Regions from separate parts of the Homo sapiens genome. Here all the other regions are linked to region 2. The links are chromatin contacts, found by Hi-C in ENCODE. All regions are on one chromosome and are shown on one strand. The core of a region is the stretch at or near the end of the contact, and the rest is flanking DNA. Distances in the headings are between cores, read along the strand shown. Region 1 holds the start of COPS4 (COP9 signalosome subunit 4). Region 2 holds the start of SDAD1 (SDA1 domain containing 1). Region 3 holds the start of THAP9-AS1 (THAP9 antisense RNA 1).

Evidence for each region. Hi-C counts contacts between places; a loop is a spot of excess contacts on that map. Pooled maps may share reads with other maps.
Region 1: a pooled map shows a loop between it and region 2 (14-fold over the local background). The contact joins the promoter of COPS4 here to the promoter of SDAD1 in region 2. A Hi-C loop is called at or near these places in 5 of 50 pooled maps.
Region 3: a pooled map shows a loop between it and region 2 (7-fold over the local background). The contact joins the promoter of THAP9-AS1 here to the promoter of SDAD1 in region 2. A Hi-C loop is called at or near these places in 5 of 50 pooled maps.

The regions. Positions count from the first base shown.
Region 1 is chr4:83,032,117-83,036,779 of GRCh38, reverse strand. It overlaps COPS4 (COP9 signalosome subunit 4), which reads right to left and starts at 1,597. Exons shown (of 10, transcript NM_016129.3): 1 at 1,482-1,597. The coding sequence starts at 1,555. RefSeq lists enhancers at 1,108-1,167, 709-1,214, 1,228-1,287, 1,328-1,377, 1,478-1,827 and 2 more.
Region 2 is chr4:75,988,417-75,993,324 of GRCh38, reverse strand. SDAD1 (SDA1 domain containing 1) reads left to right here and starts at 2,380. Exons shown (of 22, transcript NM_018115.4): 1 at 2,380-2,573. The coding sequence starts at 2,484. The region is part of intron 1 of SDAD1-AS1 (SDAD1 antisense RNA 1); the gene reads right to left.
Region 3 is chr4:82,897,680-82,902,165 of GRCh38, reverse strand. THAP9-AS1 (THAP9 antisense RNA 1) reads left to right here and starts at 1,250. Exons shown (of 4, transcript NR_034077.1): 1 at 1,250-1,832; 2 at 1,943-2,089. THAP9 (THAP domain containing 9) reads right to left here and starts at 1,431. Exons shown (of 5, transcript NM_024672.6): 1 at 1,284-1,431. The coding sequence starts at 1,363. SNORD144 (small nucleolar RNA, C/D box 144) reads left to right here and starts at 3,941; the gene lies at 3,941-4,026. It also overlaps a transcript of SEC31A not described here. RefSeq lists a silencer at 1,072-1,421 and enhancers at 947-1,466, 1,732-1,851, 1,467-1,986.

The sequences.
Region 1 (4,663 bases), core at 348-2,847, 7.0 Mb before region 2:
TCCATATAAAAATTACAAGCAGAAAGGATTGAGCCATGAAGACATATTTAACTTATTTCCAACCCATACAATAAGTGAATATATATTTACTGACAGCTTAATAGTAACAACAACAATCTTACCGCACTTTCTATATGTCAGGTACTGTTCTACGTGATATAAGTGTGGTAAGTATATATGCACACACATACTCATCTTGTCCTCAGATAATGTCAGACAAGAATAAGTCCTATTATTATCTTCATTTTCCTGAGTGGGAAAATGCAGCACAAAGTAGTTAAGCCCAAAATATACGGCTGAATTTCCCACTGATAAAAGTAGATTACGTTTGCCACCAGAGAAAAGGCAGCCTAGCCTACTTAAAACAGTCAGAATTTCAATGACCAGGTTAGAACAGGTGTATCCCATTAATATACATCAAAGTGATTTCAGCTGTCAGGATGTAAACATTAAGATCAACTTGAGAGGCATACTTTATTTACTTATTTATTTACGGAGACGGGTGGCGGCGGGGGGGGGGGTCTCACTATGTTGCCCAGGCTGGTCTAGAACTCCTGCCCTCAAGTGATCCTCCCTCTCAGATCTCTCAGGCCTCAAGTGATCTCAGCCTCTCAAAGTGCTGGGATTACAGGCGTGAGCCACTGCACCCGGCCTAGAGAGGCATACTTTAAACAGAAAGCATGTTCATTACAAAAGAGAAATGCTGTGACATCTACAAAGAGAAAATGAACAATATACGTCTACCTACCTATGCTTAATACTGTTGACAACTGCTTGCAGAACAGGCACGTCACACATTTTAACTTGGAGTGAACCTAAGCATTCTATATAAATTTCGACAAAATTCAGATTCCTGCAAACATCACTACTGTAGACATCCTGACCCACGATATGAGCACATTCCGCCTATGTGCCATCAGAGTTGGTGGCAGAGAAAATACCCGAAACACAAGGACCCACAGAAGACAGTCTGAATGGTCTGGACGACATGACAGCGGCCATACCGCCTCAACCTCAGCCAGCCCCAAGAAGCCATCTCCCCGAAAAACGCAGCATCAAGGCCCCAGAATATACATTTCTCTGAATCAAAAAAAAAGAGGAGGAAGGTCCAAAGAGAGGCCAGATTCGGTGTGAGGCCGGCCAGCGATGGGAAGAGGTACCAGGGAAGGCTACTAAGGCCAGGGTAGCAGTCGTCTCTCAGACCGCTGTTCCAAAATCCTAAGGGACCAGAAAGATTCTATCAAGAACTGAACAAGCTGACAATCATTTCAAGTCTATAGCCTCGAAGGCCCCTGCACAAGGTCCCCTCCAGCTTTCTGCTTCTCCCAACATTTGCCTCCCCAGCCGACCTCAGGCCCGCCCCCTTGGACGTCAGGCCGGCTCCTAGCTTCACGCCCAAGAGCCGTGGCCAACCTAAGGAGATTAAGGCTGTGGCTTTCTTTCCCCACCTCTGTACTCCCGCGTTCCTGGGAAATACTCACTTGCCAGCCAGATCTTTATGAGAGCCGCTCGAATTCATGAGCTGGGCCAAATCCTGTCGCACGGCTGCCGCCATCTTTCTCCCAGCTCAGCGGTGGATGCGGGGGCCTCTGGCAGCCAAAAAGAAAACGAGTGTGGTCCTCCAGAGTGCAGCCAGAGGGAACCTGAGATGCTACAGAGTAGCGTCTGTGTGGGCCAGAGCGTCGGGTGTGGGAGCCTGGGCTAGCTCCGCCCCCAGGGTTGAGTGATGCGGAGCTCCACTCCTCAGGTCTGAGGCCTGCCCAGGTCTCTCCTACAGGCTCTGGCTCTCACGCTTGGACTTTGGATTGGCTGATGAACTCCAGTAGTGAGTCTCTGGTGTAACTCCAATGAGTAGCCGGTACATAAAACGACTGCGTTTTCGCAAAGTTCCGTTTCTCACGTCTGTGGTTTACCGTCCTTCGATCTTTCAGGCAGCGCTTAAACTGCCTGTGGTAAAGAATGAGTTTTGTTTCCGATTCACCACAGAAGATACTTTTTAGAAATACAATTAAAATGTCCCTATTCCTCCTCCCACTCCGTGCACTTTATAATGGTTGGTCAGACATTCCAGTTTGTCCAGTACAAAGCGATTTTCCCTCTGTCGTCCTGGAGTAATGATTAATATCCCCCCTTTCGGCCGGGCGCGGTGGCTCACGCCTGTAATCCCAGCACTTTGGGCAGCCGAGGCGGGCGGATCACGAGGTCAAGAGATCGAGGCCATCCTGGCTAACACGGTGAAACCCCGTTCTCTACTAAAAATACAAAAAAATTAGCCGGGCGTAGGTGGTGCACCCCTGTAGTCCCAGCAACTCGGGAGGCTGAGGCAGGAGAATGGCGTGAACCCGGGAGGCGGAGTTTGCAGTGAGCCGAGATCGCGCCACTGCACTCCAGCCTGGGAGACACAGCGAGACTCGGTCTCAAAAAATAATAATAATAATAATAACATCCTCCCTTTCATTCTAGAAACCGTTCCATTTCAATGGAAGATTATATGGTCGCCTGCGTTTGTATAACATTCAATACTCATGTATTCTTATAGAATTTCTGCAAATACAAGCAAATATTAATAAAATAAAATTTTACCTCTCACAAGCAACACCACATAATTGTTCTGCCTTGGTTTTTTTTTTTTGCACTTTTCCTGGTACTGTGGTTTGAAATAATTGTCTTCTCCAAAACTCATGTTGAGGGCTGGCGCCGTGGCTCACGTCTGTAATCCCAGCACTTTGGGAGGCCGAGGTGGACGGATCACCTGAGGTCGGGAGTTCGAGACCAGCCTGACCAACATGGAGAAACCCCGTCTCAACTAAAAATACAAAAATTAGCTGGGTGTGGTGGCACGTGCCTGTAATCTCAGCTACTCGGGAGGCTGAGGCACGAGAATCACTTGAAGCTGGAAGGCGAAGGTTACGGTGAGCCAAGATTGCACCACTGCACTCCAGCCTGGGCAACAAGAGGGAAATTCCGTCTCAAAAAAAAAAAAAAAAACAAACAACTCATGTTGAAACTTCATCTTTAATGTGGCAGTATTTAGAGGTGGGCCTTAAATAGGTGATTGGATCATGAGGGCAAAACCCTTGATCTATTCATGGATTAATGGGTTGTCATGGGAGAGAACATGTGGCTTTATTAGAAGAGGAAGAGACCTGAGCTAGCATGTTAGGAAGGTCACTCCCTTGCCATGTGATACCCTGTGCTGCTTCTGAACTCTAGCAAGTCCCCACCAGCAAGAAGGGTCTCATTAGATGTGGCCCCTTGACCTTAGACTTCTTGGCCTTCATAACTCTAAGATATAAATTCCTTTTCTTTATAAATTACCCAGTTTCAGGTATTCTGGTATAAGCAACAGAAAACAGACTAAGACAGCTGGACATCTTACCAGCTGTCCAGTCTTTCAAAATCACTCTTTTTGGAGCTAGAGGATATTACACAGTGAGAGTATGCCTTAGTTTATTTAATCCTTATAGGACATGTTATTTTTAATCAATGCGATGAATAACCTTTGCATACATTATATATGTACAGGTAGAACACATTACCAGAAATGAGGCAAAGGATAGACATACAATTTTGGTAGATATTGCCAAATTGCATTTTATAGGAATGGTATCATTTTGCCTTCCTACCAGAAATATATAGGGGTGCAGCTTCCTACAGCCTTGACTACAAAGGATGTCAAACTTTTGGATTTTTGCCATCTTGATGTGTGATAAATGGCATATTCCCTCTATTGGGAAAGAGAAAGAGAAGAATACCTGAAGAAGGAATCCCTTTTAAGAATGTGTATTAGTCTGTTCTCAGCCAGGCGTGGTGGCTCATGCCTGTAATACCACCACTTTAGGAGGCCAAGGCAGGTGGATCACCTGAGGTCAGGAGTTCGAGACCAGCCTGCTCAACATGGTGAAACTCTTTCTCTACTAAAAACACAAAAAATTAACCAGGCGTGGTGGCGGGTGCCTGTAGTCCCAGCTACTTAGGAGGCTGAGGCAGGAAAATCGATTGAACACAGGAGGCGGAGGCTGCAGTGAGCTGAGATCGTGCCACTGCACTCCAGCCTGGGTGGCAGAGTGAAATCTCAAAAATAAAATAAATAAAAAAAGAATGTATATTAGTCTGTTCTCACACTGCTATAAAGAACTACCTGAAACTGGGCAATTTGTAAAGAAAAGAGATTTAGGCCGGGCATGGTGGCTCACGCCTGTAATCCCAGCACTCTGGGAGGCCGAGGCGGGTGGATCACGAGGTCAGGAGATCGAGACCGTCCTGGCTAACACGATGAAACCCCGTCTCTACTAAAAATACAAAAAAATTAGCCAGGCGTGGTGGCGGGCGCCTGTAGTCCCAGCTACTCGGGAGGCTGAGGCAGGAGAATGGCGTGAACCCGGGAGGCGGAGCTTGCAGTGAGCCGACATCGTGCCACCGCACTCCAGCCTGGGCGACAGAGCGAGACTCCGTCTCAAAAAAAAAAAGAAAAGAGATTTAAATGACTCATAGTTCCACAGCCTTACAGGAGGCATGACTGGGGAAGCCTGAGAAAACTTACAATCATGGTGGAAGGGCAAAGGGGAAGAAAGTATGTCATCACATGAAGGCAGGAGAGAGAGAGAACACAAAGCGGGAGGTGCTACAGACTTTCAAACAACCACATCTCATGAGATCTCAT
Region 2 (4,908 bases), core at 1,131-3,630:
GGTGACAGAAAGCAGATGTGTGTTTGTCTGGGGATGATGAGGCACAAGGAACGTTTGGGGATGATGGATATAGTCATTATTTTGATTGTGATGATGGTTTTATGGGTACATACATATGTCAAAACTTATCAAATTGTTCACTGGGTAGTTTGTTGTACATCAATTATATCTTAATAAAGCTATAAAATAAATACATTATAATTTTAAAAATAAAGGATGGAATTTCACATGAAAGCAGAGATGTTGGCCTTAGATACCCAAATTATTTAACATCTGAAAAATATATATTCAGTTAGCCACTCTTAGTCTTAGAGTTCTCATTTATCAAAAACAAATCCTGCCTTCCATGCTGCTGGAGGTAAAATGAACTGACCTATATGCCCTCCTTAGAATAGCAATTAAAGCCTTTCATATCAGGACAATATAACCTTCTCAGCTCTTTCCCTGCTGCACCCTGCCCTCCCAGCCTTTAGTCACACCAAACTTATGGCTATTGTTTCAATACACCAGACATTTTCAAGTACCTGTACGCAGTCTTTTTTCTTTTTTTTTTTTTTTTGAGACAGGGTCTCACTGTATTGCCCAGGCTGGTGTGCAGTGCTTCACTGCAACCTTAACCTCCTGGGCTCAAGCAACCCTTTTGCTTCAGCCTCCTCAGTAGCTTGGACCACAAGCCTGTGCCACCATGCCTGGCTGATTTTTCAACTTTTTGGTAGAGATGGGGTCTCACTATATTGCCCAGGCTAGTCTTGAACTACCCAGCTCAAGTGGTTCTCCCACCTTGGCTTCCCAAAGTTCTGGGATTACAGGCTTGAGCTACCACACTTAGCCAGATTTTGTTTTGAGAATACTTTTTTTGCCCTCACTAAAACAACCTAGCCAAAAAATTTTAATTTAAATCTATGCTTTTTAAAAAAGATTTATTGCTGACATTTATTTCTTAACTTCACAGGTAACTGATTTGATAATTAATAAATAAGTCATTCTCCAAAAGCAGCTGAATAACATGGTTTGTGAAGCATTCTTTATTTTGTGTGCAGGTGTGATTACAGAGTTGTTTTGTTTGGGGCTCATTTTATCATCGTCACAGATGAGGTTGGCGTTCTATAAAATTGCTTTGGTTAAGCAGAACCCTATTGTCTGGCTATTTTGCCAGACCAGCAACCAGCTACCAGCTGTTAGGCTATGTTTTTTCTCATGTAGTTACAATCAAGACTGTCTAGATTGAAATCTCATCTTCCTCACAGGCTATGAATTGAGGCAGTCAACTTCCCTGAGCTTGTTTCCTCTTCTGTAAAATGTAGATAACAATAGCACCTATTTTAGAGGGTTGTTCTGAGGATTAAATAAGTTAATACAAGTGCTTGGAATAGTGCCTGGCACAGGGTGGGTAATTAGGTTTTTTTTTCTCTCTCTCTAATTCACAACACCCTACCTCATTCATTCAACCCTTATTGATTTTTTACACCTTGAGATTGTAGAAATGTATTCTCCTCTTCGAATTACCAGGATCTGAATTAAAAACTCTGACTGAGGAGTGCTTACAAAGCTTATAACGATGGTTGAATTTTAACGATTAATTGCATTTATTAATGGTCAACATGATCACATTTTATCCAGCCCTCTTTTCCCTTGTATGGGTCACGCTAAGTTGAAACAACCAAAACCAAAATAAAAACATATCTAAAATCATACACATTAACTTATATGACCCTCGTTGCTCTTTTTTCCTCCTAAGAGGGAATAGTGTTATCTAGCGCCACGGTTCTTTTCAGTTTTGTTTTGTTTTGTTTTGTTTTTTATACGGAGTTTCGCTCTTGTTGCCCAGGCTGGAGTGAAATGGTGCAATCTCGGCTTACCGCAATCTCCGCCTCCTGTGTTCAAGCGATTCTCCTGCCTCAGCCTCCCTAGTAGCTGGGATTACAGGCATGCGCCACCACGCTCGACTAATTTTGTAATTTTAGTAGAGACGGGGTTTCTCCATGTGGATCAGGCCGGTCTCGAACTCCCGACCTCAGGCCCGCCTTGGCCTCCCAAAGTGCTGGGATTACAGGCGTCAGTTTCTAATTTTAGACTGCGGGATTAAAAATAAACGATTAATCCTCATTTATGTGCTTCATATGGGTGTCGGAATGACGATACATGCTAACACACGTGAAAAAATTTACATTTCAGATCCTTTCAGAAACGCAAGGCAATATTAAGTAGTAGCATATGCCCAAGGGCGAGGGGCGGGTCGGCGGTGGCTGGCTCTCCAATACACCACAGAGTATTTTGGCAACGAGAGTAATTTTGACACTCTGAGGCTTCCGTAGCATAGCTCGCTTTAGGAACCGCTAAGGTGTCGCCTGCCTAGAGTCCCATGCGCTATTTCCGGTCATACCCGGAAACACGAGTCCAAGCTGCAGCTGGCAGGGATTGCGGGGTGCCGGCCGTCTGAGTTTTTTTAAAACTGCTCGCCGCGAAGTCTGTCTGCAGCCAAAATGTCCAACAGAAACAACAACAAGCTTCCCAGCAACCTGCCGCAGTTACAGAATCTAATCAAGCGAGACCCGCCGGCCTACATCGAGGAGGTGGGAGTGCGGCGCGGCAGACGCTAGAGGCCGGATAGTGGATGGTTGAGACGCCGGTGCGGGAAAGCATGGAGTGGGGCTGGGATCCAGGCTCGCCGCCTATTCTTCTGTTAGGTTCAGGGGTCCCTCCAGAGGAGAGAAGGGGTTGGGGACGGGACATGCCTTAGGGTTCGTTCCCCACCTCTTGAAAATCTGTTGCCCCTTTGGATTTTCTACCTGCCCTGCTGCCGCTGAAACACCTTTAAAACCTCATTTTGTTTTAAGATATTTTTCTTCGTCCGCACGGAAGTGGAGAGAGAAATGGGCCGCACCCAACCACCAACTTCCACGCGGATTTCTCAGCCTCTTTTCAGAAATCCCAAACTTGAATTAGTCGGTAACCTTTGATGAATCGTATGTTAGAATGCTTTCGATTGACGTCCGTTTCTGAGAGCAGGCTGTGTACCCTGGACTGTGCCAGGAAAGGGGGGGGGGGGGTTTCTCAAGCACAACGGACAGACTCGGGAGCTTAGTATATTTAGTTAAGCCAGGATTCAAACTTACCGGAGACTGGCATGACTCGGATGTCAGAATTTGCTTCGGGAAAAGATTAGGTTGAAAAATTAGGCCCTCATTGTGATGGGCTTTGTGTACTGACCTCATGTAAGTTGTGAACATTAGGGGTGTTTGAACCAAGTACCGACAAAACGAAAGTGGTTTTTGATATATTAATCTGACAGGTGCTTCCTTCAGACACTCATTTATCAGACGGGCATTAAACAGGTATCTCTGCTAGGCATTTGCTGCAATTACATGTTTGTGCTTCTACCAGATTGTGATTTGTTCAGTGGCTAACACAATTACTTATTTTTTCATTGCCCTTCTCACTTCCCTCCTCCCCTAAATTTTCACATATATGTATTTTATGAGTGCTTTTTAACACATGGCAATCTCAGTGGCTTAGGTCACCAGTAGAGAAAGCCTCTCCAAGGATCAAGGTAGTGGAAATAAAGAGTAGGAAACAAGTACAAGAAGTTAAGTAACATAGGCAAGGCTTTGAGATGCTTAAAGCATTGTATAGCCATTCGCAAAGAAAGTGGTAAGTTGAGAGTCTATATAATTCCGTTAGATAACTCCTGCTGCTGACTGTTGTTAACCAGTTGTGTAACCGAAGCAGGTTAATCGCTGAGCCTATGTGGGTATTTTAATATGTAAGAAGGGGGTAATAACTACTTCTTTAATTCACTTAAGTATATATGCAAAATCACATATAACTACTGTGTGTTGTTATTCTAGGTAGGCGTTGGGGTACAGTAATGAATAAGACAGATAAGAAAGCATTCTTCTCTTGGACTTACATTCAAGTGAGTGTAGACTTATTATGGTAGAGATTATGAAGAAAATAAAACTGGATGGGAATAGGTTAGAATTGGAGGCTTCTGATTTAGACCCCGTAAACAGGGAAGGTGGCTCTGCAATGATGATATTGAGCCAGGCAGGTAAACATCATTTTAGGTACAAGGAATAGAAAGTGCAGAAGCTACTGGTGGAAAAAAAGCAGAGAAGAAGCCAGTGTAGCTAAAGTGTAGTCAGCATAGAAGAGGGCAGTGGAAGATGATGTAGGAAATGCAGGCAGGGGTCAGCTTATTCAGAGCCTCTTAGGCCCTGTTAACGAGTTTAGATTTCACTCTGAGTGCCTCGGGGAGTGATTGAAGAGTTTTAAGCAGGAGAGTGACATGATCTGACATATTTTTTTTAAGAATTTACTCTGGAAGTTACATGTGGAATGGCTTGTAGAGGAGCAACACTGGAAGCAGGGTAACTAATATAATGGATCTCAGAATAACCAAGCAAGGGATTGTGGTGTCATTGGAATTATGGGCAAAGATTCGTGCTGTTCTACGTGGAGGTAGAGCTAGTAGAGCCTTGGGATTTCTGGTGGAGTGGATGTGGGGGATAAGGAAAAAAGAAGGAATGAAGGATCACCCAGGTTTTTTATTTATATGTCTAGGTAGATGATAGTGCCATTTCCTGAAGTTCGTTCATTTGACAAATACTGTTGATTACCTGCTATATGTAAGGCACAATGCTGGGCCCTGGGACTACATAATATTGAGCTGTACCGATAAAAATTCTATGCTCATTAAATGACATTCTAGTAGGGGGTGATATACAGTAACAAATAATATAGTATGTTAAATAATGAAAAGTGCTGTGAAAAAAAGACAATAGGAAAGTACTTATGTATGTTGGGGGTGAGATGGGTATTGCAGTTTTAAATTGGATAGTTAGGGAAGGTCTTCTTGAGATAGTAATCTTTGAGTGAAAACCTGAAGGACATGAGGGAGAGCTGTGC
Region 3 (4,486 bases), core at 1-2,500, 6.9 Mb before region 2:
CTGCTCTCCAGCCTGGGCGACAAAGTGAGACCCCGTCTCCAAAAAAAAAAAAAAAAAAAAGAAGGAAAATGTTGGGAAATATTGTAATCTAACTAGCATAACTAGTTTTGAGTTCTGGAAAAAATTAATTTGGTAATAATACCATTTTTAAAGCATTTACCTTGTGCGTTACATATGCTATAAAGTCTTACGTTTTAGTTTTACAAAATTCTACAAGGCAGGTTTTTATTCCTCTTACAGAAGAAGAAACCAAGACCCAGAGCCAAGTACAGACATCAGTAAATACTCAATTAAAATTGGAATTCATGTCTCCCTAGTTTAAAACTACCTCTATCACAAGAAAAATCCCAAATCAATTATGGTCTCACATACACAATGAGTTGGTTCACACTGCTAACAATTTAGGTGGAGGAATCAGCCCTATTTAAAAAATAGAAAACAAAAAAAAAAAAAAATCAATGAATTTTATACATAGCCTACCATACATACTCTAAACTCCTTAACCTGGCATTTACATTTTTAAAATGGTTTCTCAGGTACTTTTCCACTCCTCTATATTTGCACTTTCTATCCTTTACATTTTCCCATGCCATTCCTAACTACCCTCTTCCTACCCCCCCTTTCCAACCATAAAGTTCTTTTTGATCTTTCCATAAATCTGCTCCTTTTGTCTGTGAGGATCTATTTTACCCACTTTTCTACTTGCTAGTGTACCCTGAATACTGAATGACCTATACCAGTCTGAACCATGGATATGAGTTCAGATAAGACTGATCTGAAATTCTTCCCCACTGTCGAGCCAAATGAAACTTCCCTGCCATGATCAAATCCAGCCAGAATCGGACCGGCCTTGCACAGCTCGGCTAACAGCACTTAAGAACTTGCAATGTCAGGCAGTACAGGAGAAAACTGATCTGTACTCGTGCTCAGGAAGACGCCACACACACACTTCAACCGTTGTCCTAAACTGCCTTCCCTTTCGGCCTCCTCACTTCAAATAATAAGACCATCCAATTAATGGAGGACTCCTTTCGCGTAACTCTCCTTAAAGCGGTAGGCGGTGCGAGAACCGGCTATTCAGAGGTAAACACTGGGCGGGAAGAGAGAGAATCTCAATTCTCACAGTGCCCCAATTCCGCTCCCACGCCCCGACGCTGCGCACGTCACGTCGCGTCACACACGCGGCGCGACCCACAGTGCGGCCCGGCCCCGCCCCACGCCACGCCACGGCCCGCCGGGCCCCGCAGGGAGTTCGAAGGCTTCGAGGCTGCTCCCATACGCACTGGTGGAAGGAGAGGCCGCGCTCCCGGCTGAGCACGGTGTCACGGGTGCTGCAGCCCACTGCGGAGCAACTTCGGGTCATCTTCTTGTTACGTGGGGCCCCACCTTCGGGGTTCCCGCGACAGCATGAATCACGACCACTTTAGCTCCGCCCGTTGACTCTGCGGCTACGACCTTTATTTGTCACGAAAGGCGGGCTTTAGAGGCGCGGGACTTCCACACTTCCTCTCCGAAGGCCCTGCGCCGGTGCCGTAGCCAATGACAGGCCACGTTGTGTCCCAGCAGCCAATCGGAAGGGCCTGAGCCTGAAGACGTGCATTTGACCGCTCCTCCCTCCGCGTTGGAGGCGGAATAGTGGGTTTTGCTGCAACCGGTTTATTTTCCTTCTGTTTTCACCCATTCTGGCACAATCTGGCGCCATCGTCCTTCTTGTGAGGCCAAGCCTGAAAATGCGAAGCAGAGAGGCAGGACCAAAATTGAGGCGAATCCAGGAACCTGCCAATGGGTCTCCGGGTGCGGTCTCTGAAACTGGAGGATATCGGGAGGAAAGGGTATGGAAGAGGGATAAAACACGGTGCCTTAGGTGTGTTGAAGACAGAGTCGGGCCAAAAATATATGATTTACTGAGATGCGTGTCGTGTTCTTGCGCTTTATCTTGTAGCTCTCCGATGCGGAGATAATGGGGAAGCTCTTGGCATGGTTGGCTGTAGGTATGTGATACCGGAGGAGCAGGAGTCAAATAGGATACGCCGACTTTTAATTCAAGGAACCCTTTTCTGAAACACTTTGCCACAATGAAGGAAATAAGGTAAGGTTCTTGGGGCTCCTCAGTAGTAATAGGGGCAGGGGACAAGGGGCAATTAAGTGGTTTTGGTTGGGAATGAGGCATTATGAATAGCTTTCAGGAGATAGAGCTTAGAACAATGTCTTAGTTATAAGCTCTTATGTTTGAGGAAGAGATTTCAATTTGCTTAGAGAAGGAAACGGGCCAGTGGGTTTTTGTCTCTGAGAAGGAGATCCTTAGCATACAGAAAACAGAGAAGGGTTTGCAACTTTTCCGTTTCTTTGTATAGCACACAAAAATAATTCCAAATATCCAGGCCTAACAAGATTGCTTCTTTTTCCCCTTTGTGTTTACTTTGTCCAGATTACAGCCGAAGATACATATTAAGGTATTACTTATTCACACCAGTTTTCCATTATAATATGCTTGTATCTTCTCTGAATGGAATTAATAGCTTTTGGTTATGGTTCCTTAAAAGTCACATGGCCTAAGGATAGATGGTCAAGGAACTTTGGAAAAATTGGTCCCTGGGGGATGTGCAGGGCAAATACTTTTTGGCTGTAAGGTGTGTGCAGAGAGTAAGAACTGGATTTAAATACTGTAAGTTGGTTGGGCTGTTAGAGCCTTTTCCTGCTCAACCAATTAAGACCCGAGTGAGGCTGAATAAAAATAACATTGTTTTTAGCTATCTTTAAGGAAAAAATTAGTTGCCTTATATTTTTGTAACAGTTTTACTCAGATATAATTCTCATACCACACAACTAATTGGTTTAAAGTGTACAATTCAGTGGGTTTTAGTATATGCACAGAATTGTGGAACAGTCACAATCAATATTAGAACATTTTCATCACTCCAGAAAGAAACCTCATTCTTACTAGCAGCACCTCCAAATATTCCCCCACCCCGCTCAGCAAACACTAATTTAGTTTCCGTGTGCCTCTGCCTGCTCTGTACACTTCATGTAAGTGGAATTATGAACTAATATATGGTCTTTGTGACTGGCTTCTTTCACTTGGAATGTTTTCAGAGTTCATCCATCTTATAGCACGTATCAGTACTTTATTTTTTATTGCTGAATCGTACTCCATTTTATGGATGTAGCAGATTTTGTTTATCCGTTCAACAGTTGGTGGACATTTGGGTTTTCCAATTTTTTTTTTTACTATTATGAACATTTGTGTACAAGTTTTTGTGTGGACAAATGTTTTCATTTTCCTGATTACACACCTAAGAGTGGAATTGGTGAGTCATAAGATAACTGTGTTTAGCTTCTTGAGGAAGTGCCAGATTATTTTCCCTAGTGGCTGCACCATTTTACATTCCCACCAGCAGTGGATGAGGCTGCCAGTTTCTCCACATTTTTGTGCATGTGAAGTGGCTGTCTCATCGTGGTGTTTGCCTTTTCTTAAGGACTCAAAAGTTTGCAGATACAGGCATTCACTTGCCATTTTCTTAAGGTAGAGTTGAAAGTACTGCTGCCAGTTCATCATCTGAAATGAGGGCTGTTTTCTTTCCTGTTTAATTGGATTGCAACTATTTGCCTTTCCTAAAGATGAAATAGTGTGCTTCCTACATTATTCTGACAACATTCCTTTAATTGTTAATTTCAGATGAATTTCTGAAAACTGCTTTTATCAGAACAGATTTACTTAAATGAAGGCAATAGCCGCAAGGGGTCACTGCTCTAGATATTTACTTCTGCATAGGAAATAAGTAATCCTTTATAGATGGAATTTTTTTTTCTTAGTTGTATTTTTGTATCTTTACATTTGTTTATAACTTATCTATACTTTTTTTGTTGTTGTGATTATTTTACTGTTGACATGGAAGTTCTCAATCTGATCATTTGGTTATATCATTGCTTCTTCTAGTAACTTCATATCCAGTGATTAAACCTTTTCACTGCTGTTCACATAATGAACCGTTGTGATTATTGAATACTTAAATGAGGATATGTAAGCTGTATTAAAGATAGTGTTATTTGCAAAGGCATTGACTATTGCACAAAAAATTTTAAAAGAAAATATCTCTTTTCAGGAATTGTACTCTCAGAGATGTTGAGAAAAGATACATGGGTCTTGGAAGATAATTACTCAAAATATGCAGGGAAGGTAGTATATCTTTCTATTTTAAATGTATTAAGTATTCCTGGAACTATAGCAGTGAGTTGGAAATGGAGGATTGTCCAAGTAAAAAACATTTATTAAGGCTTTAATGAAATCTACCTATTTTATGGTATATAATCTCATTAATTGTCCACTTGGAAAGAATAATAACAGATATTTATTTATTGGCCAGTTACTATGGGCCACAAATTATGCTGAGCTTTTTTTAATTTCATTTCATTTTATTTTATTTTTTGAGATGGGGTCTCACTCTGTCACCCAGGCTGGAGTGCAGTGGCGCAATCTCAGCTTATT